Regions from separate parts of the Homo sapiens genome. Here region 1 is linked to region 2. A link is an interaction called in ENCODE POLR2A ChIA-PET data of the cell type or tissue named here. Cell type or tissue: MCF 10A. All regions are shown on one strand. Links, peaks and the distances in the headings refer to the core of each region. The heading gives the core; the rest is flanking DNA.

Region 1 (16,124 bases), core at 1,973-6,972, 140 kb after region 2:
TTAATGTTTGTTGAAAGATAATTTTTTTAAATATAACAAAAATAGTATTAGTTTTTTTGTTGTAATATCTGAATTGAAGGAATTGAATAATGCATAACACCCAAAACACTACCAGGCAGAAACTGCCTGTATAATGAACATCAAAATGGATGGTACTCCCATGTCTTTTTTTTGGTGCCACAGTTAAATACAAGAATCCATAATCCATATCTCCATTTTTAGAAACTCACTTCCAAAAGGGTGAGAAAAAGGAAATAGGTAAAAATATCTTAGATAATAATTGATGTTACAACTTTCCATTGTAGATTAAATGTTTGCTTAAATGTTTCTTTCAGATCTTGGACTTTACAATGAAGCTGTGAAAATTATCCATGACTTCCCTCAGTTTTATCCTTTAGGGATTGTGCAACATGATTGATCTTGATGGATTTTCATACGATTGTAAATGAGCTATATTAAAGTCTATTAAAGGAAGCCCTTCTTGTTTGAGGGAGAGATTTCTGTGCTTTCTCATATTTAATTTGCTGTTTTTAAGATATTCCAACCTAGAGTTTTTGATGGAACTGATATATTGACAGTTCTCACCGAAGTCCTTTTATAAAGAATTGCTACTCCAATATATGGTCAGATTAGATGCAAGAATAAAGCAGTTGTCCGAGTCTAAGTTTCTATTTTATTAATAAAAACTAAAATGGTACGTACTATCGGTCATTTCATTTTCATTCTTTTAATCATGTATTCAAGCACAAACTTGAAATTTCATAGCCATAAGGTCAAGATTTAGACCTACCAAATAAAACCTTGGGCCAGCTGTGTTAAGGATTTGCTCACCTTTTCCCAAACTATACCTTGATAATTATTTCCTTGATACCCTACTTACAAAATGAAGTAGATGACATTAAAAAGGCAAACAGAGACTGGCCACGCTGGCTTACTCCTGTAATCCCAGCACCTTGTGAGGCCGAGGCGGGTGGATCACCTAAGGTCAGGAGTTCGAGACCAGCCTCACCAATATGATGAAACCCTGTCTCTACTAAAAATACAAAAATTAGCCGGGCGTGGTGACATGCGCCTGTAATATCAGCTACTCAGGAGGCTGAGACAGGAGAATCACTTGAACCTGGGAGGCGGAGGTTGCGGTGAGCCAAGATTGCACCATTGCACTCCAGCCTAGGCAACAAGAGTGAAGCTCTGTCTCAAAAAAAGGCAAACAGAATCTTACATCTTCTGTAATCTGTGAAGTATCTCTTTTTCTGGCTTGGTTTGGTTTTGTTTTTGTAGAGACAGGATCTCACTCTATTGCCCAGGCTGGAATACGGTTGTGCAATCATAGCTCACTGCAGCCTTGAACCTCTGGGCTCAGTCTCCCAAGTAGCTCAGACTACAGGTGGGCACTACCACGCCCAGCTAGATTTTCCTAAATTTCCGTGTAGAGATGGGGTCTCACTGTGTTTCCCAGGCTGGACTCAAACACCTAGCCTCAAGCAATCCTACCGCCTTAGCCTCCCAAAGTGTTGGGATTACAGGTGTGTAACAACCATGCCCAGCCTTCCTGGGTTTTAAAATAGCATTTACTAAATTCCAAACAAGGAATATATGATCATTGAAAGAGTTGGTGGAATCATTTGACTTTCTTTTTATTCTTTTCACCTGTCTAATCTTTAGTATGGAATCTCTCTCTAGCACCATGTTGGGGGTGAGCAGGGAAGATGTGGCAGATTTGGAATAAGGTAGTATAGAATAACCGATGACCTACGTGGCCAGTTAAGTTTTATGGCTTGACCCATTCCCTTGAATAAGGAAATAATTCTAAATCCATATAGGTTATTGTAAATTATACCAAAAATACTTAGTTTTAATTAGTGTAATCTTAAATTTCAACTTCTGTCATCCAAAAATACTCTGCTCATTACTTGAGGGGCATTGCCATAGCCATTTACGGTAAAGCATTCTGTTACATGAAATGAAGACAACTGTACAGTTTATACGCTGTATAATGACTTTGGTCAATGACAGACTGCATATATGATGGTGGTCCCATAAGATCATAATGGAACTGAAAAATTCCTGTCTAAAGACAAAGGCATCGTAACATCTTAGCACAATGCATTACTCACATGTTTGTGGTGATGATGGTGTAAACAAGCCGCACAGTAGGCTGCATGTAGAAGTATGACACATAGAATTATGTATGGTACATGATACTTGATAATAAAATACCATGTTACTGGCTATGTGTTTACTATTTATCATTATTTTAAACTGTACCCCTACTTACAGGAAAAAAGGTAACTGTAAACAGCCTCAGGAGAGTCCTTCAGGAGGTCTTCCCAAAGAAGACCTTGTTATAGGAGATGACAGTTCCCTGCATGTTATGGCCCTTGAAGAACTTCCACTGGGACAAGATATGGAGGTAGAAGACAGTGATATTGATGATCCTGTATAGGCCTAGGCTAGTGTGTGTGCTTGTGTTTTAGTTTTTAACAAAAAAGTTAAAATGTAAAAAGAAAATTTAATTTTGGAAATAGAAAAAAGTTCATAAGAATACAAAGAAAAATATTTTTGTTCAGCTGTACAGCGTGTTTTAAGCTAAGTGTTATTCAAAAAGAGTGAAATGTTTTTAAAAAATTTACTGTACCTTTTTTATTTATTTACTTATTTTTTTGAGATGGAGGCTCGCTCTGTCACCTGGGCTGGAGTGCAGTGGCATGATCTCAGCTAACTGCAACCTCTGCCTCCCGGGTTCAAGGAATTCTCCTGCCTCAGCCTCCCGAGTAGCTGGGACTACAGGCGTGTGTCACTATGCCCCGCTAATTTTTGTATTTTTAGTAGAGACAGGGTTTCACCATGTTGGTTGGGCAGGATGGTCTCAATCTCTTGACCTCGTGATCTGCCTGTCTTGGCCTCCCAAAGTGCTGGGATTACAGGAATGAGCCACCGCACCTGCCCTACTGTACCTTTTTTGTGTTCTATGTGTGGTGGTGCATGCCTATAGCCCCAGCTACTTGGGAGGCTGAAGTGGCAGGATAGCTCAAGCCCAGGAGCTCGAAGCTGCAGTGAGCAACAATCATGCTGCTGTACTTCAGCCTGCGCAACACAGCAAGACCCCATCCAAAAAAGAAAAGTTAAAACAAATTTAAAAGTGCATAAATTAAAAAAGCTACAATAAGCAAGAGTTAATTTATTATTGAAGAAAGAAAAATATATTTTTATAAATTTAGTGTGGCCTAAGTATGTAAAGTCTACAGTAGGGTTCAATAATGTCCTAGGCCCTCACATTACTCACCACTCACTCACTGACACCTGGAAGCAACTTTCAGTCTGCAAGCACAAGTTATGGTAAGTGCCCTATACAGGTGTATCTTTTTTTTTTTTCTTTTAAAGACAGGGTCTTGCTCTGTTGCTCAGACAGGAGTGCGTCTCCCACCTCAGCCTCCTGAGAAGCTAGGACTACAGGTACACACCACTACATCCAGTGAATTTTTGTATTTTTTGGTAGAGATGGGGTCTCACTATGTTACCCGGTCTGGTCTTGAACTCATTTTTTAATCTTCTATACTGTAATTTTTTTTTTTTTTTTTTTTGAGATGGAGCCTTGCTCTGTCACCCAGACTGGAGTACAGTGGCATGATCTTGGCTCATTGCAACCTCTGCCTCCCAGGTTTAAGAGATTCTCTTGCCTTAGCCTCCTGAGTAGCAGGGATTACAGTCGACCACCATTGAGCCTGGCTAATTTTTGAATTTTTAGTAGAGATGGGGTTTCGTCATGTTGGCCAGGCTGGTATCAAATCCCTGACCTCAAGTAATGTGCCCACCTCGGCCTCCCAAAATGCTAGGATTACAGGCATGAGCCACTGTGCCTGGGCTATACCATATTTTTACTGTATCTTTTCTACGTTTAGATATACAAATACTGACCATTCTTTTAAAACTGCACAAAGTCTTCGGTACAACAACATGCTGTACAGGTTTGAGCCCAGGAGCAATAGCATATATCATCTAAGTTTGTGTAAGTATGTTCTGTGAGGTTCACACGATAATGAATTTGTCTAATGGTTCATTTCTCAGAATGTATTCTCATTCAGAGACTAGTTGAAAATGAGGAGAGACATCAGTCAGTCTCAATAACAGTGTTGTCTTGAATGCCAGAGGAGTCTACATTAATCCATTTTCACACTACTATAAAGATGATCCCCGAGAATGGGTAATTTGTAAACAAAGGAGGCTTAATTGACTCACAATTCCACATGGCTGGGGAGGCCTCAGGAAACTTACAGTCATGGTGGAAGGGGAAGCAGGCACCTTCACAAGGCAGCAGGAGAGAGAGAGAGAGCAAGAGCAGGGAAAACTGCCTTATAAAACCATCAGATCAGCTGAGCACAGTGGCTCACTCCTATAATCCTAGCACTTTGGGAGGCCGAGGTGGATGGATCATTTGTGGTCAGACGTTCAAGACCAGCCTTCCCAACATGGCAAAACCTCATCTCTACAAAAAAATACAAAAAGCTGGGCATGGTGGTGCGTGCAGCTACTCAGGAGGCTGAGGAAGGAAAATCGCTTTAACCCAGGAGGCAGAGGTTACAGTAAGCTGAGATCCCGCTTACTGACAGAGCAAGAATCCATCTCAAAACAAACAAAGAAAAAAACCCAGCAGATCTCATTGTGAACTCACTCACTATCATGAGAACAGCATGGGAGGACCGCTCTATGATATAGTTAGTTACCTCCACCTGGTCTCTCTCCCTTGACAAATGGGGATAATGGGTATTACAATTCAAGATGAGATTTGGTTGGGGATACAGAGCAAGCCGTATCATTCTGCCCCTGGCCTCTCTCAAATTTCATGTCTTTTCACATTTCAAAACCAATCATGCCTTCCCTCCCAACAGCCCCCCATGCCTTAACTCATTTCAGCATTAACTCAAAAGTCCACAGTCCAAAGTCTTATCTGAGGTAAGGCAAGTGCAATCCCTTCCACCTATGAGCCTGTACAATCAAAAGGAAGTTAGTTACTTTCTAAATACAATGGTGGTACAGGTATCAGATAAATGCTCCCATTCCAAATGGGACAAATTGACCAAAACCCCATAGCCCCATGCAAGTCCAAAATCCAGCAGGGCAGTCGTTAACTATTAAAGCTCCAAAATAATCTCCTTTGACTTCATGTCTCACATCGTGGGCATGCTGATGTAAGGGGGTGGGCTCCCATGGCCTTGGGCAGCTCCTTCACAGGCTGACACTGAGTGTCCTTGGCTTTTCCAGGCACAAGGTGCAAGCTATCAGTGGAGCTACCATTCTGGGGTCTGGAGGATGGTAGCCCTCATCTCACAGCTCCACTAGGCGTGCCCCAGTGGATACTCTTTGTGGGGGCTCCAATCCCACATTTTCCTAATGCAATACCCTAGCAGAGGTTCTCCATGAGGGCTCTGCCCCTGCAGCAGACTTCTGCATGGACATCCAGGTATTTCCATACATCCTGTGAAATCTAGGTGGCGGTTCCCAAACCTCAACTCTTGAATTCTGTGCACCTGCAGGCCCAACACCATGTGGAAGCTGCCAAGGCTTTGGGCTTGCACCCTTGGAAGCAACAGCCCAAGCTATACCTTGGCCCCTTTTAGCTGTGTCTGGGGCTGGAAAGTCTGGGATGCAGGGCACCAAGTTCTGAGGCTGCACATAGCAGCGGGCACCTGGCCCTGCACAGGAAACCATTTTTTTCCTCTTAGGTCTCCAGGCCTGTGATAGGAGGGGTTGCCACCAAGATTTCTGACATGCCCTGGAGATATTTTCCACATTGTCTTGGCAATTAACATTTGGCTCCTCATTACTTATGCAAATTTCTGCAGCTTGCTAGAATTTCATCCCAGAAAATGGGTTTTCTTTTCCATCTCTTAGTCACACTGCAAATTTTCCAAACCTTATGCTCTGCTTCCCTTTTAAACATAAGTTCCAATTTCAGATTATCTCTCTCAAGTTCAAAGTTCCACAGATTTCTAAAGCAGGGGCAAAATGCTGCCAGTCTCTTTGCTAAAGCATGGTAAGACTGACCTTTGCTCCAGTTCCCAATAAGTTTCTCATCTCCATCTGAGACCACCTCCGCCTGGACTTCATTGTCCATATCACTATCAGCATTTTGGTCAAAACCATTCAACAAGTCTCTAGGAAGTTCTAAACATTTCCACATCTTCCTTTCTTCTTCTGAGCCCTCCAACTATTTCAAACTCTGCCCATTACCCAGTTCCAAAGTCACTTCCATATTTTCTATATCTTTATAGCAGTACCCCACTTCTGGTACCAGTTAACTGTATGAGTCCATTTTCACACTGCTATAAAGATATTATACTACCCAAGAATGGGTAATTTATAAACAAGGGAGGTTTAACTGACTTACAGTACCACATGGCTGGATAGGTCTCAGGAAGCTTATAATCATGGCAGAAGGAGAAGCAGACACCTTCACAAGGCAGCAGGAGAGAGAGAGCAAGCAAGAGCAGGGAAAACTGCCTTATAAAACCATCAGATCTCTTGAGAACTCACTTGTTAGCATGAGAACAGCATGGGGGAAACCACCCCCATGATTCAATCACCTCTGTCCTCAACACATGGAGATTACAGTTTGAGATGAGATTTGAGTGGGGAGACAGAGCCAAACCATATCAGAGTCAGTCCTCAGTTCTGTGTTAACCCCTGAAAATTCAGTGCTATTAAATGTTGAAGTTGCCCTGCTTGAAACCTTCCCTTCAGCTACTATATTTAGTAAATTGGACTAAATGAATTACCTTGTTTTCTACTGAGTGAATCCTTTATGCTAATGATTTGTGGTGCCATATCTCTAGCCCCAACCTAAGTTTTCAGCTGCTCCACCTGGGTGTCCCACCAGCACTTTGATTTGAATGAGTGTAGTTTGAACAAGTATGGTTCCCCTGCCATGTGTTACAGATTTTTTTGGTAATAATTTCATTGAGATGTAATTTACATATCATACAATTTACGAAATTCAAGTGTACAATTCTATGGCTTTTAGTGTATTCAGGGTTGTATAACCATCACCATAATCAATTTGAAAACATTTTCATCACCCCAAAAGGAAACCTCATACCATTTGCCCTGTCATAGCCTGATCCCTCCACCATCCACCCACTCCCCCAGTGCTAAGCAACTATTAATCTACTTTCTGTCTCTAGATTTGTCTCCATTCTGGACATGTCATACAAATGGAATCATAATATGTGGTCTTTTGTGATTGGCTTCTTTCACTTAGCATAGCATTTTCAAAGTTCATCTGTGTTGTAACATAGCATGTTAGTGTTTCCACCCTTTTTATGGCTGAATAAGATATACCACATTTTGTTCATTCATCAATTGATGGACATTTGGGTAGTTTCTGCCATTTGGTTATAATGAGTAATGCCATTATGAAGATGCGCGTATACATTTTTATGTGTACCTGTGTTTCTATTTCTCAAGTATGTACCTAAAAGTGGAATTGCTGCATCAAATAGTAAAATGTTCAATTTTTTGAGTAACTGCCTGACTGTTTTCCAAAGTGGCCACACCATTTTACATTCCCATCAGCAGTGTATATGGATTCTAATTTTTCTGCATCCTCACCATCACTTCTTATTATCTGACTTTTTATTATAACTTTCCTAATGGGTATAAAGTGGTATCTCACTGTGGTTTTGACTTACCCTGTTTCTCTTAAAGCTACCGTAAGCCACCCAGTTGCCCAGAAACACTTGAATATCTCCAATCCATTTTACTATCTACTATAGCCACTAGAAGTCCAAGTGCTTGTCCTCTGTCACTTGAATTATTACGACAACCTTAGCTATGTAACTGACCTTCTTTTTTCCACCCTCTTCCCATCATCCAGCCAAAAAAATCGCATTAAACACTGCTTGTAATATAATGTAAAGCTTAAAAGCCTGAGAAGCATGGAAAGGAAAAGCTTTCTGGGAAGCTTACAGTGGAAAAACCTAGCAAACATCCTAAATGAAGTGATCAAGGTTAACATCAGCAGTGATGTGTCCTCTAAAATAATGTGATAAAAATACCTGTGTGATATTTTTTCTAAAACCCGTACCTCCAGTCTAATAATGAGAAAATGTCAGACAAACCCAAATTGAGGGATATTCGACAAACTTTCTGATCAGTACCCCTCAAAACTGTCAAGTTCATGAAAAACAAGGAAAGACTGAGAAGAGAAACTCAGAGTGAGGAGATTACAGAGACCAAGACAACTAAATGTTATGTGGGATCCTCTACTGGCTCCTGGAAAAGAAAAAGCACACTAATGGAAAAACCGGTGAAATCTGAATGAAGACTGGCATTCAGGTAATAATAATTTACCAATGTTGGTTTCTTAGTTTTGACAAATATACCGTGATAACGTAAGATAACATTAAGGGAGACAAACTGGTTGAGGGCTTATATGATAACTCTCTGTACTATCTTTGTAACTTTTCTGCAAATCTAAAATTACTCCAAAATAAAAAAAAAGTATTTTATTTAAAAATCAACAACCTCCAGAGGCTCTCCACTGACTAGAGCAGGTCCATATTACCAAAAGTTGAAACCCTTCACTGACTTATTTTTATTATAACTGCACTAATGGCTCTGAAGTAGCATCTCACTGTGGTTTTGATTAGCCCTGTTTCTTTTAAAGCTACCATAAGCCACCCAGTTGCCCAGAAACACTTGACTATCTCCAGTCCTTTTCACTATCTTCCATATCTAACATCAGTGTCAAATCTGGTTTCCCCTTGAAGCTACTCTCCAGCACCCAATCTGCTGTTCCCAGACACACTGTACCCTTTAAGAAATGAGTACCACCGAATCTGCTGTTTGCTCTGATTGGAATGTCTGTTGCTGTACTCAAAGGAAAGCATTTTCTAAGATTTTCATAACTTAGCCTGAGTTAGTTACTTTGTGCTATATTTCCACCTTTTTTTTCTTTTAAGACAAGAGCCTCACTCTGTTGCCCAGGCTGGAGTGCAGTGGCATGATCTCAGCTCACTGCAGTCTTGACCTCTTGGGGTCAGGCGATCCTCTCACTTCAGTCCCCCAAGTATCTGGGACCACAGGTGTGCTCCACCATGCCTGGCTAATATTTCGTATTTTTGGTAGAGACAGGGTTTTGTTATTTTTGCCCAGGCTGGTCTTGAACTCCTGAACTCAAGCAATCTGCCCGCCTTGCCCTACCAAAGTGCTGGGATTACAGGCGCGAGCCACTGTGCCCGGCCACTTCGTGTTATATTCCTTTCTTCATTATATTTATTTATTCATATCTCTCATCACATTTAATTTGATAATCCCTTTTCAGATTAAAATACATATTCTTTTAAAACTTACAACACTAAAAAAGGAAAAATCAGAAAATAAAGTCCACATTGTCTTTCCAGAGACAGTGCTGTCAGTGGTGAACTACAATATGGTTGTCTTTAGTTGTAATTTTACAGATGTTCTTCAAATGGTCACTTTTATTTTCATCTAGAAGTGACAAAATTAAACACAACTCTGAAAGCATCTCTTCATAAGGTGAGGTAAATACTCTGAGTGATCAACTAGTATTATTACAAAATTTATAGAAGTTTGAAGTTGTCTTTTGTTTTTTCTAGAGTGAAGTTGTCTTTTAAAGGTATTAATTTAATATGCATGTTTTTGTATATAGCTTTCCAGGACTTTCTCTATATAGGCAAACTATGTGTTCATAGGACCTCAATACACTATTCTGCAATGTGCAATTTTTTTTTTTTTTTTTTTTTTTGAGACAGAGTCTCGCTCTGTCGCCCAGGCTGGAGTGCAGTGGCACGATCTTGGCTCACTGCAAGCTCCGCCTCCCGGGTTCACGCCATTCTCCTGCCTCAGCCTCCTAAGTAGCTGGGACTACAGGTGCCCACCACCACACCCAGCTAATTTTTTTGTATTTTTAGTAGAGACGGGGTTTCACCGTGTTAGCCAGGATGGTCTCAATCTCCTGACCTCGTGAACCACCCGCCTCAGCCTCCCAAAGTGCTGGGATTACAGGCGTGAGCCACCACGCCCGGACGCGTTTTTTCTTAATATGTCTTGGCAACTGACATATAGAATAATCTCATTGTCTTTAATGGTTGCAAAATAGCCCATTGTACCAAACGTTCCCTAATTTATTTAATCCTTTAATTAGCCTTCCCCACTAAGAAGAGGTCCCTATAAATGGGGAACCTGAAGTTAAGCCTGCCTTATTGGTATTTGCCAATGTCTAACATAGTGCATGAATAAATTAGCCTATCTAGCCTAGTTTGAGAAGTCACAAAACTGAGAGGAGAGGTAATGAAGGCCTGCACCATTGTCAGAACTGTGACAATTGTTGCGGGAGGTCAGGGACCCCAAACGGAGGGACCGGCTGAAGCCATGGCAGAAGAACATGGATTGTGAAGATTTCATGGACATTTATTAGTTCCCCAAATTAATACTTTTATAATTTCTTATGCCTGTCTTTACTGCAATCTCTAAACGTAAATTGTGAAGATTTCATGGACACTTATCACTTCCCCAACCAATACCCTTGTGATTTCCTATGCCTGTCTTTACTTTAATCTCTTAATCCTGTCAGCTGAGGAAGATGTATGTTGCCTCAAGACCATGTGATAATTGCATTAACTGCACAAATTGTAGAGCATGTGTGTTTGAGCAATATGAAATCTGGGCACCTTGAAAAAAGAACAGGATAACAGCAATTGTTCAGGGAATAAGAGAGATAACCCTAAACTCTGACCACCTGTGAGCTGGGCTGAACAGAGCCATATTTCTCTTCTTTCAAAAGCAAATGGGAGAAGTATCGCTGAATTCTTTTTCTCAGCAAGGAACATGCCTGGGAAAGAGAATATGCGCCTGGGGGTATAGGCCTATAAACGGCCACCCTAGGTGTGCCCGTCTCTTATGGTCGAGGCTGTAGGGGTGAAATAGACCCCAGTCTCCCATAGTGCTCCCAGGCTTATTAGGAAGAGGAAATTCCTGCCTAATAAATTTTTGGTCAGACCAGTTGCTCTCAAAACCCTGTCTCCTGATAAGATGTTGTCAATGACAATGGTGCCTGAAACTTCATTAGCAATTTTAATTTCACCCCGGTCCTGTGGTCCTGTGATCTCACCCTGCCTCCACTTGCCTTGCGATATTCTGTTACCTTGTAAAGTACTTGATGTCTGTGACCCACACCTATTCACACACTCCCTCCCCTTTTGAAAATCCCTAATAAAAACTTGCTGGTTTTTGCGGCTTGGGGGGCATCATGGAACCTACCAACATGTGATGTCTCCCCTGGACGCCCGGCTTTAAAATTTCTCTTTTGTACTCGGTCCCTTTATTTCTCAAGCTGGCCGAAGCTTAGGGAAAATAGAAAAGAACCTACGTGAATATTGGGGCGGGTGATAGGAGGCAAGGAGTTCAAGAACTATTATGATGGATTCCATAGGATTCAGTGATGATGCTAAAGAGTTAAACAGAATGACAACCAAGAAAGAGATCAGTGGGTTAGAAGGCAATACATTTGCTTTGGTACAAATTAAAGTATTTGATAGGTCCTTTTGTAAAGATGTCTAGAAGGTATTTGGAAATGTAGGACCAGACAGATTCGAGACAAAATTTGCTTAATATATTTAAAGTAGGAAAAGTTTAAGAGGTAAATCATCCCTTATCTGCAATCTCAAAATCGAAAATGGTTTGAAAAGCAAAAGCATTTTCTAAGACAGAACTCATTTAGCCGCAACACCTGGTAAGAATTGTAGTGAGGCTGAGGCGGGCAGATGACCTGAGGTTAGGAGTTCGAGACCAGCCTGGCCAATATAGTGAAATCCCATCTCTACCAAAAATACAAAAATTAGCCGGGCATGGTGGTGGGCACCTGTAATCCCAGCTACTCAGGAGGCTGATGCAGGAGAATTGCTTGAACCCCATAGACGGAGATTGCAGTGAGCCGAGATTGTGCCGCTGTACTCCAGCCTGGGTGACAGAGTGAGATCCTGTATCAAAAAAAAAAAAAAAATGCAGTGAGGGTTATAGTCTATATATACTACTATAGTAGTCATAGTCCCTATCTCGGTTTGTGTAAACATTCATATATTTCATTGCAGAAATATTAATATATTTGATTAAAGAGTGCTGCCCCTCTCTGTGTAAAGTGTTACAAAATATATGGTTGTTACAATCTATGACTTTGCTAAAATCCAAAAATTCAGAATTTTGAAGCATATGTGGCTTCAAAAGTTTCAAGTAAGGGATTGTGTTCCTAAATCAAGGCACAGAGTGCAGAATTGAGAACATCATAAAATAAATGACAGAACCTTGGTGGACCTGCACCATATATGGGGCAGAACTGAGAGTAAGTGGGATGAGGAAGAGGATCATTGAATTGGGAGAGGAATCACAACAGTGCCTGACAACAATTAAGTATTCAATAAATATTTGTTGACTGAAAGAATATAGTGAAAGGCAAGGAAGAGAGAGTTTCAGCTGGTGTGGTGGGTCACACCTGTAATCCCAGCACTTTGAAAGGCTAAGGCAGTTGGATCACTTGAGTCCAGGAGTTTGAGATCAGCCTGGGCAACATGGAGAAACCCTGCCTCTACTAAAAATGCAAAAAATTAGGTGGGCATGGTGGTGCACACCTATAATCCCAGCTATTCGGGAGGCTGAGGCATGAGAATTCATTGAACTCGGGAGACGGAGGCTGCAGTGAGCCGAGATTGTGCCACTGCACACCAGCCTGGGCAACAGAGCAAAACTCTGTCTCAAAAAAAAAAAAAAAAAGTTTCAAGGAGTAGTGAACAATGTGTTTTGAAAGCTCAAAAACAAACAATTGAAAAATGAGGATTAAGAATAAAAAACTGACATTAATTCATAATATACAGCACACATTTCTAAAAAGGATTAAACTATAAAAATAAAAAGGGAAACATTGAAAAAAGGAAATGGTAACTACAAAAACACCCAAACTAATATAGAAAATATAATTAGGCATTGAATTTAGCCCCGAGTCTTCCTGGGAAGCTAAGAAAGGAAAAGAACAATAGGTTATAGAGTTTTAATATCATTAAATTCACTAGGACAATCAAACTTTTTACTAACATTGAATTTTTGAAGAAATATCAAGCACAATCTAATGTAGGGAATGAATGATGAACTACAATATGGTTGTCTTTAGCTGTAATTTTACAAATGTTCTTCCAGTGTTCACTTTTATTTTCATCTGAAAGTGACAAAATTGAACACAACTCCGAAAGCACCTCTTCATAAGGTGAGTTAAGTGCTCTGAATGATCACCTAGTATTATTACTAAATTTATAGAATTTTGAGGTTGTCTTTTGTTTTTCTAGAGTGAGGTTGTCTTTTTAAGGTATTAATTTAATATGCATTATATTATTTAACAAGCACTTTGAGTAAAAATCCTGGGCTAACTACTGGAGATACAAATAAGGTCTAAAATCTGCCCTATGAAATCTCAGTCGACAGCTGTCTAGTATAATCTCTAGAAATGTCTCCACTCTTACTAGCTATTTAATATTTAACTAGTCTAAGGTTTCAAAGAAATCCACCAGCATTAACAACAAGCAAATTCTGTAGGTTCTATTTAGTGAAACTCCAATTTGGTTTCTTATTTAATTTGCATAGAATTTGATTCTGATAGGTTGCTAAAAAAATTAATAATTCTGGAACCACAGGTTATCTTTCCTAAGAAGATGATGTTAAATCTAAAATACCAACAAAGCATGTGTTTTAAGTTACTTTCTAATAGTGATGTTGGTTTGAGGTAAGCCACTTATGTTCTTTATGACCCCATTTGACCTACAGCATGACATTTTGAGATGGCTAATGAAGGCCAGAAGTGTAGGCCATAAACAATTTGTAGTGTAATACATTCATATTGATTGCAAGGATAAAACTGTAGTTTGCATACTATTGTTTCCTTACATATTACAGAATGTAAATTTTAGACAAATACTGTGGCTTTTGCATATTAAAAAATGCAATTTCAACATGATTGTCTCTTCGGTGGGCAGATAAAGAACAACAGTGAGGTATTCAAGATGCAAAATTCAGAAAACTTCCAAACAGTTATCAGAAAATAGCGAGGCCTGTAAGTTGAAGGAAAATATGTGAGCAGAGTGACAGTTTTGGGCAATGCCGTAAATGACACTATGACTTAATTAGCCCCCTTTTCTAAGCAACTATTCATTTTTCACAGGAGTTTGAAATATTACCCAGGAAAACAAGCCAATGATTTTGACTGTGAGAATTTCATACCATAAAATGTTAAGGTAATATAGTCTGTTTAATAATGGGCTTAAATGAATGGTTTTGTTAAAAGATCTTAGTATCTTTTCATCTGAATCTTGAAAGATAATTAGCAGGGAGAAATCTTCTGTTGAATAATTACTAATTAAAAAACTAGATAATTTAGCATTATTTTTACCTTAGCTACTCAATTAGGAAATATTTATTATTTAGATGGTGACATTTATTTTCATTAATTTAATTCTGCTTAACACGACATGATCATTTAAAGTTAAATTGTGTCAAGTAAATTTATCATAACCTTACAGAAAATCAGAAACAGTGCCACATTTCACTCAAATGTTTTCATATTTTTATTTAGCATTTGAGAGCTTTAAATGTTATGAAAATATTGGAACTGATGAGAGAATACATTTTCTTTTTAAGAGACGCATCTATTCTTTTAAGTGATCAGGGTCCCATTTAGTCAATTATTTTTTCCATATGGCTCAGAAATGTATGTCTTTGTTGGTCATATATTTGATTGACCTGTTATGAAAGGCAGACAGTTGACCACGAGTTGCCTCATTTTAGAATCTCCTTGGAAATGACTAAATGTTTTCCAGATGAACATACGGTGGACCAAGTGGGGAGCTAGGAATTAGAAATCATTGCCTCTAAACCAGGGGAATTTGTGGACTATTTCTGTTGGGACTCGGTGACCTCAAGGAATTGACCCACTGAGCAATTTCCTTCACTCTCCACAGTGTAAGTAAGTCATGAAAACAACTCAAGGTAACACATATATATTTATGGCTGCGCACAGTGGCTGACGCCTGTAATCCCAGCACTTTGGGATGCCACGGCAGGTGAATCACCTGAGGTCAGGAGTTCAAGACCAGCCTGGCTAACATGGTGAAACCTCGTCTCTACTAAAACTACAAAAATTAGCTGGGCGTGGTGGCATGCACCTGTAATCCCAGCTACTTGGGAGGCTGAGGCAGGAGAATCTCTTGAAGCCAGAAGGTGGAGGTTGTAGTGAGCTGAGATCACGCCACTGTGCTCCAGCCTGGGTGACAGAGTGAGACTGTGACTCAAAAAAAAAAATTATATATATATGCAACACTTGTTTCCACAGCAGAATTTAAGGCAGCTGCAAAGGCTTCTATCTTCTTTGCCCAATGTAAACTTCAGTTAGCAGTGGAGATATAAGGGGACAATCAATTTATTACTGTGTTATTTGTCACCAGACCACTCACCTGCCAAAATTGGCACTAATATCCCACTTTATCCCTTTTCAAGGAAAATAAAAATAACATTTCAATAGCAATAAAATATGTTCTATGTTGCTTTTCCTACTTTCTCTTCATCTCATAACCTAAACCTATTTAACATAATTTTTTTTTTTTTTTGAGACGGAGTCTCACTCTGTCACCCAGGCTGGAGTGCAGTGGTGCGATCTCGATTCACTGCAACCTCCACCTCCTGAGTTCAAGCGATTCTCCTGCCTCAGCCTCCCAAGTAGCTGGGACTACAGGCAAGCGCCACCACACCCGGCTAATGTTTTGTATTTTTAGTAGAGACGGGGTTTCACATATTGGCCAGGCTGGTCTCGAACTCCTGACCTTGTGATCCATCTGCCTCGGCCTCCCAAAGTGCTGGGATTACAGGTGTGAGCCACCGCGCCTGACCCAACATACAAATTTAAGAATACATTTTAAGCAGTACAGGGAAAATAAATGATGAGTATATACAAACTCTAAAATTCTACCTAAGATAATTTATTTTTCAAAAAAATAATGCTCCACTGTATAATCTGTTATTCAAAGTTGAATGGTTGGTACTTTTTAAAAGGAAAAATAGGCCCCCGCAAA
Region 2 (16,124 bases), core at 6,493-11,492:
GAAATGCATTTCATAAAAAATAATTAAATAAATGGAGAATCATTTCTGGATAGGATTATAAACATATAAATATGACATTTTTTTCCACATTAATGTAAAGAAAATGCCAGCAATGCAATTTCATAAGATCTCCAGTGATTTTTCCAGAATGCAGCAGTATATTTTAAATTTCCACTAAAAAAAAAAGAAAGAGGAGCAAGAATAACCAGATTATTTTTGAAAAAGAATAAGGTCGGGAGGGGAAGCTGCGCCCTATGTACTATTAAATTGTTTTTAGTATAAATTCATTAAAACAAAAATGAACTGGAAAGAAGGCAGATCAAAGACACAGAAAACTCAGCTTCTAGGATTCTAAGATATAAAAGAATTTAGTTCATCCAGTTCATGTAAACAAAATGTTATTGAATGTTTATGTGTCAGGTACTGTGCCAGCAGGAAAGTAAACAGGTATAAGCTTTCTAGAAGGCAATTTGGCAATATGTATCAAGAACTTTTGAAGAATGTATAAGCTTTTAGCTGGTAAATCCACTTCCAGGATTTATTCTAAGGAATGATCAGAAATTTCTTCAAGTATTTACAGAAAGATGTTTATTATAGTGTTATTTCTAATAGTGAAAACCTGGCAAAAATGATGGGTAATTAATAAGTTAATTAATTATCCCTACAATGGAATATTACATAGGAATTAACATTATGTTTTAAAACATATTAATGCATAAACACACAATATAATATCATATAACAGTGAGAATAACAAACTACAAGTGCATGGAACAATATGGATGAATCTCACAAACATCATAATCTTTAGTGAAAGAAGTGAGACACAGAAAAGGTACACACTATATGATTCTATTTACATACATTTCATATATGTAAAACAATCTGTGCTGTTAGAAGTCAGGATTGCTTTGGAAGTTGGATGAAGTGACTGAAAGGAGTGGGTTGGGAGGAGATTCTAGGATTCTGCAATTTCTTTTCCTTGATTTGGACGCTAACGACATTTTGTGAAAGGTTATCAAACTTATCGTTTGTGCATGTTTCTGCATGTATGCTATTCATCAATAGAAAGTTTTTAAAAATTAATGACTTGGAAAAAGAAAGTCCCTAATATTAAAGTAGGAAAAAAATCAAGCTATAAAATATCTGTGCATAAAATACAGTTCCAGTTTTGTAAATAAAAGAATAGCATAGGAAAATTGCTAGAAGGAAAGGAGGTCACTGGGAGCACAGTCTGTGGGGGTAGTTGGGAGGGACAGAGGAGCCAGCAGGAAATGGGGAAATACCCCTATGGTCTCTCATAGGAATTGTTTATGAGGAGAGCTTAGTTTGAAGAAGAGAGATGGGGGTGGTTAGAGGATGTGTGTAGTAAATGGCAATGGTTGTTAAGACAGGAACACTGGAACCTGTTTAAGTTCTGAAAGCAAAGAGTCAACAGAGAGGGAAATGTACAGGAAATATACAGAAAAAGAACAATAATGCCCCTTGGCAGGCCAGTCAGTGTATAAACAAATAAGCAAACTCAGAAAAGGGACCAGCAAGTTTTGACTACTGTATGTACACAAAGCAGTTCTTGTTTGTAGAGCTTGGCAAATTAATATATTAAGAAACTTGGGCCGGGCACAGTGGCTTATGTCTGTTATCCTGACACTCTGGGAGGCAGAGGCTGGCGGATCGCTTGAGTTCAAGAGTTTGAGACCAGCCTGGGCAACATGGTAAAATCCCGTCTCTACAAAAATACAAAAATTAGCCAGGTGTGGTGGTGTGCACCTGTAGTCCCAGCTATTCTAGAGGCTGAGGTGGGAAGATCCCTTGAGCACAGGAGGTGGAGGTTGCAGTGAGCTGAGATTGTGCCACTGCACTTCAGCCTGGATGGCAGAGTGAGACCCTGTCTCAAAAATAAATAAATAAAGTAAAATAAAGGAAATAAAGGAAAAGAAAATGAAGAGGAAAAAAACGGGGCTGGGCATGGTGGCTCATGCCTGTAATTTCAGTACTTTAAAGTGGAAGGATGGTCTTAGTACTTTGGGAAAACAAAGTGGGAGGATCACTTAAGGCCAAGATTTCGAGACCAGACTGGGGAACATAGTGAGACTCCATCTGTAGAAACTTTTTTTGTTGTTAATTAGCTGGATGTGGTGATGAACACCTGTAGTCCCAGCTACTTGGGGAGGCTGAAAAGGGAGGACTGCTTGAGCCCAGGAAGTCAGCTATGATTGTAGTACTGCACTCTAGCCTGGGTGACAGAGCTAGACTATCTCTTTTTAAAAAAAAGATTTTTCTTCCTGTTTATATCAATTTTTATGTTTTCATGAGGCCTTCACATCATCCTATTATCTGGATTAGGTTAATTCTTTAAAAATTTGAGCCAGAGGATAACCTATCTCTCACTTCAAAATACTTCAGAGGAAAATAAAGACCAGGGCAAATGAAACCTAGGTGAAGTACAGAAATATAGAGATAGAAATGGTGGCAAGTAGCATTTCTACCATATGATAGCTGTGTGACCTTAGGCAAATTATTTAACCTCACTGTGCCTGAGTTTCCCTATCTGAAAAATGATGAAGATAATAATAGACTGATAAGAGGTTTACATGAGATCATCCATATAAAATGCTTAGCCTAACGTGTGGCACAGAGGAAACCCTTAATAAGTATAAATTGCTATTAGCATTTATTCTTATTTTTATTTAGAAGTGGAATTTCTAAGATGTCTTCAAACCTAGAAACACCAAAACAAAACAAAAAAGAACACAATAGGTAACGAAGCAGCAGCCCCTAATTCACAATAAATAATCTCAACAAAGAATATGCTCTCAACTTTTTCTTTTGAAAAACATTAGGCTGAGTGTGGTGGCTCACACCTAAAATCCCAGCACTTTGGGAGGCCAAGGTAGGAGGATCACTTGAGGCCATGAATTTGAAACTACTTTGGGCAACAGAGCGAGACCTCATCTCTACAAAAATATAAAAAATCAGCCAATTGTGGTGGCACACGCCTGTAGCCCTAGCTGCTCAGGAGGCTAAGATTGGATGATCACAGAAGGTTGAAACTGCATTGAGCTGTGATCGCACCCCTGCACTCCAGCATGGGTGACAAGACCTGCCTTTAAAAAAAAAAGAAAAGAAAGAAAGAAAAAAAAGAAAAACTTTAAATCTACAGAAAATTTGAAAGAACAGTACCATGAACACTCTAGACTGTTCACCTTTACCTATATTCATCAGTTGTTAAACTTTGCCATATTTACGCTCTCTCTCTGTCTCTCTCTCTCTCTCTCTCTCACACACACACACACACACACACACACACACACACACACACACACACACAAAACCAGTTTTGGAGAAGCCAAGATGACGGCTGGTTGGCTCACTGTGTAGAAGAGCATACTCCACCTATTTGTCATATGTACAAAAAGCCTTTTTCAGAGAACCTAATATTGCATAAGACATACAATGTCATAATATTAAAGTTGCAATAATTGTGATGATCAATAGAGAGTAACACTGATAGCGAATAAGAAGATATTTTTCTGCAATGCCCCACTTGGGAAGGATAAACAGTCTCAGAGTTTTATGTTCAGGCCTTTTAATAAGGGGAGAGCAAAGGCTTTCACTAGCAGGCAAGGAAGCCTAACACAGCTAGATCAGGGTTAGAGTTAGATATGTTACTGAATGAAGTTACTGGTAAAGGATTTCCAGAAATAGCCCTGTGTACATGGGTATTTCCCCCTTAACTATATTGAAAAGGAGCTTTTAAATAAAGGTTCCCCACTCCCTTTTACAAATTTTAAACATCCAGACTATCACGAGTATCTGGAAGTAGATCAGAAAATCAAAAGGATGCTAAATATTTTGTCTCAAAGAATTACATATGTGAACATTTACTCTACAGATATTAGACTGAACAACATAAATTTTTTTCTAGGTTAAAAAGCCAAATACTGGCAATTACATATATATATATATATATATATATATATTTGCTCATGTATGAAATGACATAAATATAAGAATATTAACTGTAGTTTTTCTTTTTTTTTTTTTTTTTTGAGATGGAGTCTCACACTGTCTCCCAGGCTGGAGTGCGGTGGTTCAATCTCAGCTCACTGCAACCACCACCTCCCGGGTTCAGGCGATTCTCCTGCCTCATCCTCCCGAGTAGCTGGGATTACAGGCACCCACCACCACGCCCAGCTAATTTTTTGTATTTTTAGTAGAGATAGGGTTTCACCATGTTGGCCAGGCTGGTCTTGAACTCCTGGCCTTGTGATTTGCCCGCCTCAGCCACCCAAAGTACTGGGATTACAGGGATGAGCCGCCACGCCCAGCCTGTAGTATTGTTTTTACAAGCGGAAGTCTGGAAATGATCTAAATGGCTAGACAGGAGATCAGTAAATAAAGTATGGTACAGTCATATAATACAATACTAACTGTCAAAAGAAAAAATTAAAAAGCTGCATACCACCTTGAAAATGTCTTAAGATACATTGTTATGTGAAAAAAGTATGGCGCAAAACGAGTTGGTATAGTAAGCTACCTTTTGCATACAAGCATGGAGGAGGGTAAAAAGATACACCTGCATTTGCTCGTGTAGACATAAACTCTGAAAGAATACATAAAAGATGAACAGTAGTAGTTTACTTTTGGAGGAGGAAGAACTGTGTGGATCGATGACAGATGTTGGAGGAAGGCTTTTCAGTGTATTACTTTTCATATATTTTTTAGCCATTTATATGTATTATCTAGTCAAAACGAATTTAAGATTTTGAACATTTAGATAGGGTGATCAGAAATTGGAAAATGATTCTTCCTGTGCCTTCTGTCTACAACAATACAATGTTAAATTGTAATCATCTCTATGAAATTTAGTTTCAAGTGTTTGCAGAGTAACCGTTATTATAGATTTAATTATAAAGATTGATTATTTTTTGGCATGCTGTCTTTGTTTCACATTAGAGAATACAATATCTAAAAGGCCTTTTCAAAAGAAACTTTTTGTGATACAGATTCTTTAGTCATATAATTGCAAAAACAACACTGAAAATTCCTGTGTGCCCGTCACCTAGTTTTCCCCATGGTTTACTATCCCTAAACCTGGCTACCACTAATCTGCTCTCTATCTGTATAACCCTGTCACTTGAGAATACTATATAAATGGATTTACAAAGTATGCAATATTTTGAGATTAGCGTTTAACAATTACTTTTTGCACTCTCATTCCCCATATTGATTGCATTTTCATATTTTTATTTCTTTTCTAGAGATGGGGTCTTGCCATGTTGCCCAAGCTGCTTTCGAATTCCTGGGCTCAACTGATCATTCTGCCTTAGCCTCTCAAGTAGCTGGAACTACAAGTGCATACCACTGTGCCTGGTTCCATATGTCTTGTTTTGTTTTGTTTTTTAAGTCAGGTTTATTGAGGGATAATTTACATACTATAAAACTCACCCTTTTCAGTGTGCAGTTCTATGATTTTTTAAAATAGTTTTGTTTTGGTATAGTGTATAACAAATTACACATTTTCAAGTATCAAATTTGATGAGTTTATATATATTTGTGAAGGCATCATCACAACCTACATAACGATCCATCACCCCTGAAAAGTTTCCTTGTATTACTTTGTAATCCATTTTTCCAACATTATACACTCATTCCCAGGCAACCACTTTGCTATCCATTACTATAGGTTCACATTTTCTAGATTTTTATTTAAATGGAATCACATAGTATATTTTTTCATTTCTCCTGAGTAAATACCTAGAAGTAGAATAGCTGCATCATATAGTAGGTATATGTTTACCTCCTTTACAAACAGCCAAACTTCCAAAATGACTGTAACATTTTATATTCCCACCAGCAATATGTGCAATTCCAATTTCTCCATATCCTCATCAACATTTGGTATGGTCAGTCTTTGTAATTTTAGCCTTTCTAGTGGGTGTAGTAGTGTATTAGTCCATTCTCATGCTGCTATGAAGAAATACCTGAGACTGGGTAATTTATAGAGGTTTAATTGACTCACAGTTCTGCATGGCTGGGGAGGGCTTGAAACTTACAATCATGGCGGAAGGCACCTCTTCAAAGGGTGGCAGGAAAGAGAATGAGAGACAGCAGGGAAAATGCCAGACACTTATAAAACCATCAAATCTCATGAGAACTCACTCACTATCATGAGAACAGCATGGTGGAAACTGCCCCCATGATTCAATTACCTCCCACTGGGTCCCTCCCAGGACACATATGATTATGGGGATTACAGTTCAAGATGAGATTTGGGTAGAGACACAGCCAAACCATATCAAGTAGTATCTCATTGCAGTATTAATTTACATTTCCCTAATAACTACCGATGCTGAGCATCTTTTCATGTGCTTATTTGAACAGACAGAAGCCATACTGAAATGGACCAAAAGAAAGCATGAATGGTGAAGAAAGAATGAGCTCAAATCAGTCTTTGGAAAATTTTGGCAGTGAAAATGGAAGAAACACATATGACAGTGAACTTAAAGAGGGTTTCTTGGCTATGAGGAAGGACCGGTAGAGGAGATTAAAAGAACAAGAGAAAGACATGAAATAATTGATGAAGAAAGGTTAGAGAAGAAATGGGATGAGAATGTGATAAGGATACAGGTTACCTTTGCGAGGAAGAGACAGAAAGTGAGATGGAAATTAAGTGAAGAAATACATTTTGAGATGGTGGCCAGGGAAACTCAAGGGCTTTGCTCAACCTTCCTGGCAAAATTGGGGAAGAACTTATCTACTGAGACTAAAATAGAAGGAACTGGGCCTGGGGCTTGAGAAGGATGACAAGAGTTGAAATTGGTGTTATGAGAAAGCAGTGGGTTGGGAATCAAACAGAGATAAGTAGTGGGATTATCAAACAGCTTTAAGAGCACTCACAAAGAATCTATGTTAGTAAAATTTAATATTTCTTGTATTCTCTTTCCTTGGTTGTCAAGAGTTCCCAAAAAAAGGACATAAATGGGTCAAACAGTTCCATAACTATACTACCTCACAACACTTTCACATTCTCAAGCTCTCTCTCTTTCTTTTTTGAGACTTACAACTTGTTTGGTATGTAGAACAGGTTCCACTCTATACATGAAGAAACAGAAAGTGAGGGAATGGCTTTCCCACAACGCTAGGCTAGCTGGAACTTTAATCCAGATTTTTTGATTCTGATTCTAGTAATTAGCATGTCCCATAATTCTATTGCTGCATCCTGCTGCTATCTACCTTCAATGCTCTTCATTATTGTTCTGACCTTAAAAACTGCCTCAGTTTCTTAATTGTTACTCTACCTTTCTAATCCACCCCACACTCTGCTCCATTCTTTCCTAAACAACATTGCTCATGTTCTACAGAAGCAGAAGTCTGTCGAGAAGTCAGAGTAGCATCTAAGCCTGAGAAGCTGCTCAGAGAAAGGGGAAGAAGATTTTGGTGCACCTGAGGACTCAGTTTGCAAACAGAAAAAGCACCAGCTATCAAGCTGCAGCCATGGTTTGCCATTTAGAATGGATGGCCTGATTCTCAGTGTTTTCTTAGGGTCTGTGGTGAGGAGAGACAAAAGAAATCAGTAGAGAGCCGCCATCAGTGAGCCAGAGAGAAACAGCAGCCAGGGTTCTTCTCTAAACCAACCAATCTAATATAGACTCGTCCTCCTTATAATACCTCCCAGGGCAGGGCTGCAAGGCTGGAAATGGTAAGAGCATTTGGGCTGTAACTCCTCACTCACCTCCTCCCTTCAACCAGCCTTCCAAATTCCCCTAACTGAAATAAAGCCTAAGAGTCTCCTCCAGAAAATCAACATATAAAAATGTTTTAAAGCAAACCTGAAACTGGCACCTTTACTTTGCTTAGGATGAAAAGTTTGGTTTCTAGTGTGTTGGGCAATCTGTATAAAAAGTTATAAAGGTTAAGTGTCTAGTACAAATAAATCTTGGTTATTTGTGAACACAATAGGTTCCTGTTTGGTTTTGTTATTGTGTTTTTTTTTAGAAATTAAGCTCCCTCTGACCTTGAAAGTCATTTTGCTACTGTAGACTGTGATGCAAATTAAGGCATTTCTATTCTTATTTCAAAGTCTGCTGCATAAAGTAAGTGTATGCTCTTCAAAGTAAATTGACAGCCTAATGTTGCACATTTAGCTACATCAACACTTCAACAGCTTATTTCATTATTATTTGACTAACTCATTTTAAAATTTATCAAGAAAAGTATAATTTTCTCCTCTCATGGTTTCTGGTCTTAAAAAGCTAATACCCTAACAGTTTTTAAAGATCCCCTAATGTTGCAACTTGTGTACAAAGCAGGTCTAAAAAGCAGCCTCACAACTTTATTATAAAAGTAGGTCACTTTTTAAAATGCATTAAAGTTAATGTAAATATAACTGTGCAATTCTTTATTTTAAGCTTTGTTTTGAAGGCAAATCTCTCACAAACTAAATCATCTTTAAAACCTGTAGTTTTTAGTTTGCACTTGTTACAAAAACAAGCAATTATTCTATAGCAGAGCATCTCATGTTTCCTAGAGCTAAATGATATCCTGAAGTAGCAAAAATCTTGTGGACCAGAATGATAGCAGTATTTCTCCTTTGAACCATTAAAGAAAAAAATGAATAAATTTAAGGGGAAACCCCTCTTTAAAAAAAAATAAAAAAGGCTTCTTGTGTTATATCTAATCCACTTTCACACAGTTTTTCTTAATTACACTACAGCTGTCTGGTAAGGCACAACTGACCACTTCCATCATGAAAACAAACTGTACCCTACCATCTAAAGTTCTCGATTAAAAAGCAAATGTTTTTGTGAGCCCAGAGAAAACGGGCGCAGCTGCTCCATTTCACGAGGCAGGCACCTCTACTCCATTCATCTGTGAAGAATGGCAATGACTGTAAATTGTTCTTCCTGATCGGTTCCACAATAAAAACAAACCACACTACTTTCAATTTTTCAAAGCCAATTTTTTCAAGCCTCCAGTACACTGGAAACAAGAGTTGTGTTCTTCTGATTCATGGCCTTTGATTTCTACATAAACATCCCTGTATGCATGTAAAAACAGGTCCCTGCAGGATACTCAGAGACTGTATATATTAACTTACCAGATGTACCAGAAGATAGAAATGCCATCCGCCTACCTTTCAAAGCAAGATACTATTTAACAGCTTAAACTGCCTGTGACTAAAGAATGACTGCAAAGAACATACCGTATGTGGAGAGGCATTAGTTAGTTCATGAGAAAACTTCAGCATATTCACAAAAAGTACAACAAACGGTTTTCAACTTGTGTTTTAAGGCTCTCCATTAAAATCCATAGTAAGGAATTAAGGTCAAGAAACACATCTGCATTTTGCAACTAAAACACAAAGGTTTAGCTATTACTGGAAATCTAATAATAGCTAAAATGATTGACACAAGTTTGTTAAGAAACTTCTAAATATTCCCAGTTAATTTACAATGCTCAAACAGTAATCACAATTTAATCTTGAGGTCTCCAAAGTATTTTTTTTTAATCAAACACACACTTGTCAATTTCAAAATGTTAGAGCATGCTTCTGCCATATTTATGTAAATCATATATATATAGATATATATACCTACAAGCATGGAGCACTATACTAATATCTAATGCACATTTTTAAACATATACAAAAATAGTTGTTAAGAATAGGATAAAATTGCTTATAAATAGAAGTTTTAAGACTTTGCACACCTCCTATGGGTAACCTTGCACAGCTCCTGAGGCACCAGCCCCTCCACTCTCACCCCCACCCATGGAGACCCTAAGTGGGCCATAGCTAATGTGAGGCCAAACCATGCCCTCAGTGGCTTTGGATGAATTATTTGATTGCTCTAATTTCTATCCCTGCCCTTAAGAAGATTGTTTGTAGAAACATAAGAATATAATCTAGTTTAGAACAGCTTTTAATTCTGACTCATCACTGGAGGGTTGCAATGGAATTCAAATGTGATAAAACATTATGGAGATTTAAAGTACAAGAAAATGTTCAGATCTGTGAACCCCCAACTTCAGTGGCAAAACTGCTAGCAGCCAATGATTATTCTCTCACACCTGACAGCAATCAAAATCACCTCAATCAGCAAAGAGGTTTATACTGAAAATAACATCCTGTGGCTGCCGCAGCGATGGCACCCCCTAACCATCAGCTTTGCCATATAGCTCCAATATATTGATATTTTACCTTTCCAAACTGTCTCATTTACAACCTCATTCCTTCCAAAAACCCTAGCTATATGTGATTTCAGGCAAAGGAAGTTCTCAACAAGTGATGAGACTTTATTTTAATTAAGCCCTGTCAATAATGCAATGTAATACATAGTTATTGGGTATATACAACTTAGGCTGGTTTTGCTAGAAGCTGTCAATACAATTATCCTTGTCCTCAAAGCGTTCCAAGAAAAAAAAAAAAACTAACAAAAACCTCCATCTAACAAAAATTTACCTCATATTTGCCCTCTTTCTTTCTGCCATTTGTTCTCAGGCTCCTTTACAGGGTCCTCTTCCTCCACCTCCTGTGTTACTCTCTAGGGTTGCTCTCTTCTCACTCCATCTCTAGGGGATCTTATCCAAGACTAACTCAAGATACACCAAGACATCTTTAATTACCAAAGCCATTTCTAAATAACGAATATTTTTCTTAAGTTATACATCATATGCCCCATACTTTCAACTGCTTACCTGATTTCTCCAACTAGATGTCCAAGAGCAGTTCACCTCAACACTTCCAGACGATCGTGAACTCATGATCGTCTCCATAAAACCTGCTCCTCATTTTTTTTATTATACTTTAAGTTTTAGGGTACATGTGCACCTCCTCATTCTGTACTTTCTCAATTCACAAGAATCATCATTCTTTCAACTCTCATAATCACTGAATGTCAAATTGTAATTAATCCTACCTCCTAGATGCCTTTCAAACTTGTCTCCTCTCCATCACCATCACCTTAATTCGACACCCTCCTAACTGGTCTTTTCTCTCTAATTTCTGCCTTCCCTGACTCACCCCTCAACATCACAGCCAATGTTCCTACATACTCAGACCATCTACCTCTCTTGCTTAAACAAGGGGAAGCAAGCAGTATCTTGAGAACAGTGGTGTTTTTATGCCAACGGGGATTGGGAAATGTTTATAAGATGGAAGGAAAGGGACTGTGGTAAGAAAGGAATGAGAGTCAATGATAAACAGAGCAAGGTCCCAGAGCATTAGGCAGGCTAGGCAGGCTCCAGAGCCCTGGAGGAGGGGATGGCTTCATAGATGCACTTGCCTCTGGGGGAGAAAGAAAGACGGTAAGGATGAATGTGATGAAGGTAAGTTTGAATACGGAGGGGAGGCAAGCCGAGGGAGTATGTGCCAGATATTATCTATTTCCTTAGAAATATGAGAAGGGAGGTAAATTATTACTTTAAAATGAGGGGATAAGTAGGGCTGACTGCCTGAGAACAGCGGTTCCAGTTTGGAACAGTCACTACTAATAATGAAGAAAGCAGCTGATTAGAAATAAGTCTGAAAGAATAAAAAAGGGAAAGAAAAGTCATCCTGAGCACTGAGCTGAGGCTGGAAATCATAAATCTGTACCAGAGACAATCAGCACAGTGAGAGGAAAGTTGGTTGCAAAGGTGGTGAGCAGGAGAAGCGGGAAGAGTGTGATCATGGTGCTGATGGGCTATAAATCACCAACAGCTCTCAATGCCTACTTTTATCCATTTAGCTCAATTTCCCCAGGGCCAGTGCAATTTAGTCCCTCTTCCTCTCCTAGAATGTGTGTTCCAACCATAATGAACATACTGTACCATTTCCAGAACATGCCACACTATCAGGACTCCGTCGTAGGACATGCTGCTTCCTCTACATAAATGCACTTCCCCCTACTCCCCTCTCCTTCCCTCTGTCTTCCTTCACTCCAAAAAGAAACATTCCACAATAAATTTGATTGGCCTGGGTAGGCAGCCCACCAAACCAATAAGCTGGGTACACAGCAAGCACTCGACGAGCATTTCACTGGGGAAGGAATCATATGATATGCAGCAAACGCCCATCCTGTCAGTGGGGGAGGCTCTCTAAGGCGCATGAAGAAAAGGGGATAATGGGTATCATCAAGCATCCCCTCCACCCCATCATGTTTAATAAACTTGTATATCATTCCTCAGGTCCTTGTTTCCCTAATCTAAATTCAAAACATAATCCTCTAAAGTTCTCCAAAACTTAAAAAAAAGAACATTAAAGGGCAATTATTTTTGAGATTTTTATGGAAGTTAAAGCTACTTAGTCTCCCTAATTGACAGAAGCAGATTTATTGAGTTTTCACTGAGAGCTCCTATCTCTACAACTATTTCCCTAACCATGTTACCCTAAAAGACAAATGAGTATCTGGAGCTCAGCTTGACTGGTATGCCCAAATGTGCAAATTGCAGCCAAACAAAAGCTAAATTTCTGGACAGATGAATGAAAAGGGACATCTGGTCTTGGTGTTTCTGCTCCTCCTTTCTTGATTCAGACTTCAGAAATTCACAATGCACTGGTCCTTTTAGTCACCACTCATTCTAGCCCCCTCCTTTTAATCATCTCCATCTAATACCACAGAGAGCTATAGGTATTAATTAGTTGCTCACTCATTAATTCAGCAAACAGCTACTGACTTAATTAATATGTTATAGACACTGGAAAACATACAAAGATGAATAACATAAGACGCTTACTGTCTGGGGAAGAAGAGAAAGTACAAAATTATTACATATAATATAGTAAAGTGCGATAATATACTATGCATTCATTTATTTATTTATTCAACAAATACGAAATATCTAATATATACCAGGCACTACTTTCAGTGCTGAGGATTCAGCAGTGAAACAAGTAGGAGGAAAAAAAATAACACTTGTCTTCAAGGAGTTTAATTGATAAACACATGAGCGAATAAAATGAAGCACGACATTGAAGGCAGCAATTCCTCCAGAGCAGGAGGAGTTTTCAGGCCTCCTCAGAGAAGCTGATGGCAGTTTAATCTCGGAGGATGAGCAGAAATGCATAGGCAGAAGAAGAAAGTGATCCAGGAACATGGTCCGAGGAAGCAAACAGCCTAGACATGTAAGAGAACAGTGTGTGGAGTTCAGAACGGCAGAAATACTTGCTCCAGTAAGAAGTCTGAAGTGGGACAAGTAAGCCCAAATAACCTTCTGTTAGACTGCAGTTAAGAAATGAGGAAATCCCTCTCAAAACACACATTTGGCAAAATTATGCTTGTTCTCTTTTTATGGGAAGAATGAAGGCTGCTTTTCTGTTTCCATTTTTTTCCAGAGGTACAGAAAAATAAAATTTTTAGGCAATGAGTTTGACTAAATTTTCATTTTAAATTTGATAAATCTGCCAGGGTATTGGGCATATAAAAACAAATCATAATATTAATTAATTAAAAAGTAAGCAAACACAAGAACCCAAACAAATAAATTTCCAGGTTCCTATGGGCTAGAAATTTTAAAAAGAAGCCTTTCTAAGATAGGAAAGTCATGAATAAGAAAAAAAAGTCATAATAGAAAAACCAGTATGTTCATGTTCACATTCAGAGTATGACATGTGCTACACAAATTAATATTTACATATCTGAAAGACAGCTAATTCCTAGAATGAAGAAGCAAGAAAGCATATACAGTATTTAAGGATATAAGGCAGTAGAACACAGAGGTGAAGAGCCAGCTTGCTTGGGATCTCATCTCAGCCTTGCCTCTCACTAGCTTTGTAACCTCGGGCAAGTTGCTTAGGCTCAGCTTCTTTATATGTAATACAGAGTTATAATAATGGTATCTACCTCAAAGAATTATTTTGAGGCTTAAACTCATAAATATAAACAAGGCTCTTCAAACCAGTACCTGGCCCCTAACTGTTACTGTTGTGAGTGGTAACGGTTATTGTTGCTATTATGATCCAGAGCTGGCACTTTACTACAAAATCCATATTAAACTACTGATGATCTCGTGAAAAAATATTTATCCTTTTATTAAATTGTGTAAAAATGCTGCTTTCCAGCTACTATTACTCTGGAATTGAAACCTAAAATAAACATGCTTAGCAACGCACATTGTTTAATCCTACTTTTGTTTAAGAGCTTAATTTCTGGCTGGGCGCGGTGGCTCACGCCTGTAATCTCAGCACTTTGGGAGACCGAGGCAGGCGGATCATGAGGTCAGGAGATCGAGACCATCCTGGCTAACATGGTGAAACCCCGTCTCTACTAAAAATACAAAAAATTAGCCGGGTGTGGTGGCAGGTGCCTGTTAGTCCCAGCTACTCAGGAGGCTGAGGCAGGAGAATGGCGTGAACCCGGGAGGCGGAGCTTGCAGTGAGGCGAGATTGTGCCACTGCACTCCAGCCTGGGTGACAGAGTGAGAGTCCGTCTCAAAAAAAAAAAAAAGAGCTTAATTTCTTGAAATGCTCACTATTCACAATAAACAGTAATGATCATCTCTGAAGCAATACACTCATGCCATCTTTTTTTTGGGTGAAAGGACCTTAAAAGACAGAACTTGAAACTGTTGCTTATATTATACCTGTCTAGAGGATTTATGAAAGCAGAATAGGCAAGAATGCCTATAGAATCCACCAAAATATAAATTCCACCAGACAGTAAGTTTCCATAAAGGCAAGGATTTTTGCTGAGTTCACCAATGTGCAGTCAGTATCTGGATCTGTGCCTGGAACATGGCAGGATCTTAATATTTCAAAATAAATGAATAATATGGTTTAAAATGAATTGTCCAAATCTTAGATAAACAAGTACACATTTGTAGGAAATTACATATATATTTAAATGAAAAAATGAATACTAGGTAAGTTTTTAAAACAATCACAGGTTTGAACTTTAAATGAAGTGCTATCTTCAACATTAACCAGCTCACAATATAAGAAGGAAAAAAATTAAACACTTTGGAGAAACTGTAGATTGCCTAAAGAGGGCTGTAAGTTTTAAACCAAAGCAGCACCTGTATGATTGAGAAGAAGAAATTCAACAAGAAGCAGTTATGAATATATAAATTATAAGGCTTTGGGAGTTCTTTTATTATGTGAGTAACAGCAAGTATTTTCTGGACTTGCAGCTGGTATACTATTTCTAAACTACACGAGGACCTATTTTATTCACTACGGAGTTTGAAACCTGAGGCAATATCAGTTTATTAATCAGATGAACTTCAATTTTAAACAGTAGAAGTTTTATTTCCTAATATAAACTGTGGATCTGCAAAAAGAAGTAATAAATAGCATGTCATTGGGCATGCCTGGAATAAGCAATAACTTGTAGTAAAATATATTTTTAAAAATTGATTAACTACACATGTACTCTGGGAGAAAAACAGACAAGTAAATTTTGCTGCTATTGACAAGGCTGCTCTATTATAATCTTATGTGTTAGCACAATCACTGTTAACATTAAAAGAAGGAAACTGCTACATTTCGGTTCTATCTGCCATATCTGGATTCTAACAGAAGATCCATCCCAAACAAATGACCAGAAGGCTAATTCTGATTACAATTCTTATTCCACTATTACAACGATATGTAACTGAGGAGAACTGTTCTACCATTTGTTATATATACAAGGACTACTTTGTTGACTAAGAAATTAATAAGTATTCAAAAAAAACTCAGATACTAAATAGAGGGAAAAAATTATTTCCAAAATTTTGAGTAGAACATTCTATTTATAAAACCAGATAGATATATGCTTACTAAACAAGCCTGTAGGAATCCCAGTTTCCCCTCTTGCTTAGCATACTGTATCCCCAGTGCCTAACAGAGAGTTTGAAGCTCAATAAATATTGACTGAACATATTAATGATTTCTCAGTCAACAAAAGTATTGCTCATAACAAGAATGTGAGCTTCTTAAGGCCAAAGACCACACCTCATTCATAACCCTCAGGGCAGGCCTACCTCAATCCCTGACACAGAGACAAAACTCAAGAAATGACTAATGGGTCAGTAAAAGTATACAAAGTCAATGACCTAAACAGTTTCAATTTTAAAAAGCAAATTTTAGAATTGTAATATTAAGCTACCAAAATTATTAAATTTGTTTAATATGATAAATTTACTTTTCATAAAATTTTAAA

Evidence for each region. Peaks named below come from ENCODE experiments on the same cell type or tissue, not always from the same donor. Only the 100,000 strongest peaks of a DNase experiment are listed, where the experiment ranks them.
Region 1: POLR2A ChIA-PET joins it to region 2 with 5 read pairs; 11 of 35 experiments call an interaction of 5 or more read pairs at or near these places.

What each region holds. Positions count from the first base shown.
Region 1 is chr7:7,621,294-7,637,417 of GRCh38, reverse strand. It overlaps RPA3 (replication protein A3), which reads left to right. Exons shown (of 8, transcript NM_002947.5): 8 at 336-900. The coding sequence ends at 418. Among named protein-coding and RNA genes, the nearest start is that of UMAD1, 11 kb to the left of the region's middle. In MCF 10A, for the core only: no CTCF peak of the experiment used is centred there; no DNase peak of the experiment used is centred there.
Region 2 is chr7:7,765,434-7,781,557 of GRCh38, reverse strand. The region is part of intron 2 of UMAD1 (UBAP1-MVB12-associated (UMA) domain containing 1); the gene reads right to left. Among named protein-coding and RNA genes, the nearest start is that of RPA3, 55 kb to the right of the region's middle. In MCF 10A, for the core only: no CTCF peak of the experiment used is centred there; a DNase peak (open chromatin) is centred at 9,037.